2 separate regions of the Homo sapiens genome follow, and region 2 is linked to region 1. A link is a loop called in an ENCODE intact Hi-C map of the cell type or tissue named here. Cell type or tissue: PC-9. All regions are shown on one strand. Links, peaks and the distances in the headings refer to the core of each region. The heading gives the core; the rest is flanking DNA. Region 1 has its middle 29 kb from the start of ANKRD31. Region 2 overlaps ARHGEF28 (Rho guanine nucleotide exchange factor 28).

Region 1 (2,800 bases), core at 216-2,715:
TCTACCACTGATCCAGTATATCATGATATTTTAACCAACAGAGCTTTAAAATATATTTTAATATCTGATAGGACAAGTCCTCCCTTCCCCTAACTCACATTTGCTGACTCCCCAACATACTGCCTCAAAAATTCCTCAGTAATGTTCTATGTTCTCCTGTCATAAGCCAAATTGGAACAACATAGTCCTAGATTGCAAGACTGGGTTTACCTAACTTGTGTGGATCTCAGCCCAGCACCACATGTTGATAGCCATAAACAGGTATTTGTTTCATAGGTGTGCATGGGAATGCTAATACTATTACCTAGGTTTCCTGGATTTTCTTCTATGGGGAAAACATTTTCATAAATGTTAATTGATCATGGAGAACTGCCCATGAAAATTGCAAGGAAATGATTAATCATATCTAATTTGTAGATAGAGAAATTGAGGCACAGAGAGATTAAAGTGTCTATGCTAATAGGGTTAAAAAGTAATGAGGCTAAAGAGCCCAGGATGCCTGACTCTCAGGCCATCCCCTTCTTATAACTGGATAATGTTGAGAGAGTCTCCACCTATGTTGTAAAGGTCAGAATGCTAACTAATTTTAGGAATGTGTTACCAGCTTTCTAGGAAAAGGGCTGCTTTTGTTAGGACTCAAGTTTTGGTGGGAATAAGAGAGGTTGCAGTCATAGTTTCTTTATCTACTTCTACAGACAGAAGTTAGGAGCTTCTTTCTCTCAGTCATCAGCTATCAGCCATCATCTACCTAGGATCAGAACCTCCAGTGAAAGTGAGATGAGATAGGTAATGCAGCAAGTCAAAGGGAAAGATGGCAAAGATCTTTGGGGGAGCAGGCTTGAATGATGAAGGGAAACCTACTTTTGGTTAGGCGAGCAATGACTGAGCTGCAGTTATCTTAGGATAAGAACTCTGGATTCTATAAATCTATCTGTCCCAATGATTTTGCTTTATTCTTTTCTTCTTTTGCTCCCTCCCTAGCCCACCACTCCTGCTCTCTCTCCTCTGTTACTCTCTGCTTCTATGCCTAGAGACTTCTGTTTCTGAAAGATGCCATTCTACGCAAATTCTTCCTTTTTGCTTTTGGAGGTTTTCACACTGTGCTGGTACTCTTGCTTCAGATCTTTCCTGAGGTTCTTCGTGATAATGCCCATTATGTAATGTAGTAACAACTCTTGTCTATGTTTATAGCAGGCTAAATGAGGAAATGCTGGCTGTACTTTATCTTAAGTGTCTACATACACACCCATGCATGTAACAAATTAATCACAGGAGAGATTTTGTTTGAAGACTTATGGCTTTTTTTTTGCTAAGTCAAATTTGCCATCTATATGGTTGATCCTTATGTAGGAAAAAGTTTGTCTTGTCCTGTCTCTAAATACCCACTAGATGTTGCTAAAGGGCTGGGGGGAAAAAAGAATCTTAGTTTTCATTCAAGACTTCTGAGTTACTGAATTTCAGAGTTCAAGGGACCCTTAGAGACGTGGGAAATGTTAAGGATAAACATGGGAAGTATATCTTCAAAAGATAGGAAGGAAGTAATACTGACTAAGGAATACTGAATGTTTAAAGGCAATGTTAGTGGCTGGGCATGGTAGCTCATGCCTGTAATCCCAGCACTTTGGGAGGCCGAAGCAGGTGGATCACATGAGGTCAGGAGTTCGGGAGCAGCCAGGACAACATGGTGAAACCCTGTCTCTACCAAAAATACAAAAATTAGCCGGGCATGGTGGCACATGCCTGTAATCCCAGCTATTCGGGAGGCTGAGGCAGGGGGAATCGCTTGAACACAGGAGGTGGAGGTTGCGGTGAGCTGAGATTGTGCCGCTGCACTCCAGCCTGGGCCACAGAGCGAGACTCTGACTAAAGAAATTAAATAAATAAATAAATAAAAGCAATGTTGGCATAGTTGAAATTTGTGCATTAGCGTTTTGACACCTACTTGTCAACTAGATAGCAATGTCATATCTTTAGAGATTAGCCCTCCCACAGCACGAAACTAGACAGAAGGTTCAGATCAAATTTCAAAAAACTGTGCAAACATTCTAGACATTATAAAAAATCACCATCTTTTGATCATGAAAGTACTGCATTAATATTAAAGCAATTAGGGAAACGTAGGTAATAATTTTATTATTATTATTATTTTGAGACAGAGTTGTGCTCTGTCATGCAGGCTGGAGTGCAGTGGCTCGATCTCGGCTCACTGCAACTTTGCCTCCCAGGTTCAAGCAATTCTGCTGCTTCGGCCTCCTGAGTAGCTGGGATTACAGGTGTGCATCACCATGCCCAGCTAATTTTTTGTATTTTTAGTAGAGTTGGGGTTTTGCCATGTTGGCCATGCTGGTCTCAAACTCCTGACCTCAAGTGATCTGGCCACTTCAGCCTCCCAAAGTGCTAGGATTACAAGTGTGAGCCACCATGCCCGGCTCATGGGAAATGTAGAAAATTACAATGTAGAACCCCACCACTCAGGGTGACTATATAATATACTACATAATTAATACTAATATACTGTATATAATTAGTGTATACTATATAAATTAACATATTGTGTATTAGTATTAATTATGTCATATATTACATACAGTTATATACTTTACAATTGACATACATAATAACATATTAATTATATATTATATGTATATCTTCATCCTGTGGAAGCAATGAAGAATAATAACAAAAAAATCCATCTGTGATGCACAAAACAACTCAAGACAGGGGGCATTACTAATGTTTTTGAGTCCCCTGAGACTTCTTCCCCATACCATTTATCTGCCTCTCCCAAGAAGTAATTGCT
Region 2 (2,800 bases), core at 102-2,601, 1.4 Mb after region 1:
AAAGCTGCCCTGCAGTGTCCCAAAATGTATGACCTTGGGTAAATCACTTTGCTATCTCTAAACTTGATTACCTTATCTATACTGACTCAGTTTCCTCCCAGAAATAAAAGCCTATAGAATCAAACAAACACTTGACAACAAGAGCGTCCTTCACGCAAAGTCGATGTTTGAGATGGATGGCAATTTTCACCCAATCACCCCTTAAAACAACAAGGGATGACAGTAAGGACACCCTGAAAACTCAAGTAACAACATTTACCTTGTGCAAACCACAATGTGAATTGAGTTCTCTGTGCCCAGACTGAAGTTGTCTTTTGGGTCAGGCTGACCTCTTATATTCTAGAGGACAGATTGAAAGTTAAAGAAAGAATATCATGTCTGGCCTTAACTCCTTTTCTCAATGTTTGAGATTCACGATATCAACATATACAGCAGTTGGGAAAAGAAACCAGACTCAGACGGTGGCCATAGTGGCGCGCGTAGCTGGGCTGCTCTAGATCCCACCACAGTCAGAGATCACCAGACCAGTGACTGCCATAGTAGAAGTACTAGCAGCAGAGGCCACGAACCAGCCACAGGAGACCGTCTGTTCTTTAGGGAGAGGGTCTATGCCTTGTTCTTTGTCTCTTCCACAGCACACATTAAGGGCACACGTGGATAGTGATGGTTTGCAGCCTCCATAATTGAACACTTGTTTATTCATTTATTGTCGGCCTTCTCTCCCTAGGATGCAAACCAGTGAGTAGCGAGACTTTGTCCATGTGCTCCATATTATAAGAATGATGCTTGACATAGCACGGACACTCAACAAGTGAATGACTCCCAGTTGAACTCGATGGCACGCCATTCAATAAATAAATATCGATCACCCACTGTAAACTTCACACCTTACGCTATGGGAGACCATCAGATGCCCTGTCCTCAAGGGCCTACTGTCTCATCTAATTTTAAGCCATAAAAAGCAGCCAGCCATGGTCATGTCCTCGGGTAATTTTGAACTTGTTAAATTCAATTAGTTTAGGCTGATGATGCCAGGATGAGCTAGCCAGACCTCCGCTTCCCTTGGACTGCCAATTAAAGATTTCACTCGTAAGCAGCCCCTCTGATAGAGAAAAGACAGAGGCTGAAAATGGAGATGAAGCTTAAAGACATTAGATCTGTGCCAAACCCTATGGGAGAGAACAGGCTCTAAGAACCCCCGCCCTAGAGGGATGGTTGGCGTTCTCGCTGCTCTTCTGGCTCTGTCGTGGCCCATCCACACTCCACTGCTTCTGTAGTAAGACCATATGGCACAGAGTTTTTATAGTCTATAAAAATTAGAACCATAGAAATGAGTTGGACTGTGCTACCCGCGGTTACTTATGCCCAAAAGCCACTAGGTTTGACACAAGACAGGAAATTTCGCGTTTTTAATGGAGTTGTTCTGCCACCTTGTGGTAAATGTTTAAAACTGCAGTTGGCGATTTATCCATTATTTCTGCATTTGAGTCAGATTTCATTTTTTAATATTCTTTCAGAAATTTGTTCTAACCTTACCTTGTAGAGGAAGCTAATGACAAAATATCCATTATACACCTTTTAAAAGTTTGATTTCAAGTGATCCTGCCCTTTACCTGGGTTTATTAATGTATTAATCTTTCAAAATGCCTTATTAAGCAAAAAATTTTGCAGATAGCTTAATCCAAAGAAGAACCCAGACACTTAACCTCAATTATCTACCTGTAGCTGAATTGGAGTGGAAGAGGGAGACTTTAGGGGTAGGAGCCACCCAACTTTGCGTTCAAGATTAAATTATTACTGTCCAATTCACTCTCTCTTTTCTATTAACACAGTTGGACACCACAAACTTCACACTTAAAAGTGATGAAAAGCAGGAACATTTTAAGAAGCAATACATTAGAAAGCTTACAATCAGAAGGAGTAAAATATTACATTCCTATGCTCATTTTGGCCTCTGAAGTTTAAAAAAGAACACTCAGTCACAGCTGTCTTTTCTCTGGATTTTAAAAGTCCTTGACTTGATTTCTCAGTCTTATGTAATATACACAAAAAGTATATAATATGTAAAATATGTTGTATATGTGAGAAGATCTGACATTTGCCATTTTTTCACATTGACACATATTGGCACCTATTAATGTACCTAATTCAATTTTAGATAAAGCTAAACTCTGGAGCCCTGACAAGCAGGAAGAGGCCAACTAGCCACCTCCCAGAATCATATTTTATTCCTTCCCTATTTCTGACATCTCACTTTCAGTAGACATTAATAGGAAGTTTTATGTATTTAATTCTTAAAGAGAGAGTTAATATCTATGTCTATAGCAGTAAGTCAAAAAAGAGGATTCCCTTTGGGAATCGCTGTGCCCCAAGCAAAAACTGGTCAGATTAATTAAAAATTAACCACAAAAAAAGTAGGTGAAATGTGGGTGGTGACAGGAAATCAACTCTGCAAGGAGAGGAGGGTCAAGGAAGGTGAAAGAAGCAAGAATATTCCAAAGTAAAAGGTGTTTCAATTACTTTGGCGCCATCTGGTTGCAAAAGGGCCCCCGGGTGCCAGAGCTGCCAGACATAGTGGGTGAGAAGCAAAGGTTTGCAGGGCAGAAAGACCAGAAGTCAGAGAGCACAGACACACATATACACAGGAGAGTTTTTAATCTTTTTAATAACTTTTCAATCGTTGCTTTGTTTACACCTACATGACACAGGCAGTGCAAGCACATTTGAAGAAGAAATAAGTTAGAAAGTTTAAATATGAATATTTAAATCAATTGAGAACAATTCAGAAAAGCACCTTTGC

The links. Peaks named below come from ENCODE experiments on the same cell type or tissue, not always from the same donor. Only the 100,000 strongest peaks of a DNase experiment are listed, where the experiment ranks them.
Region 2: a loop joins it to region 1, with 8 times the contacts of the local background. A loop is called at or near these places in 8 of 110 quality-filtered maps.

The regions. Positions count from the first base shown.
Region 1 is chr5:75,264,435-75,267,234 of GRCh38, reverse strand. No RefSeq gene overlaps it. Among named protein-coding and RNA genes, the nearest start is that of ANKRD31, 29 kb to the right of the region's middle. In PC-9, for the core only: CTCF peaks have their summits at 1,207 and 1,408 (motif pointing right); a DNase peak (open chromatin) is centred at 1,364.
Region 2 is chr5:73,901,375-73,904,174 of GRCh38, reverse strand. The region is part of intron 31 of ARHGEF28 (Rho guanine nucleotide exchange factor 28); the gene reads right to left. Among named protein-coding and RNA genes, the nearest start is that of LINC02122, 200 kb to the left of the region's middle. In PC-9, for the core only: a CTCF peak has its summit at 1,426 (motif pointing left); no DNase peak of the experiment used is centred there; H3K27ac peaks cover 1,610 bases.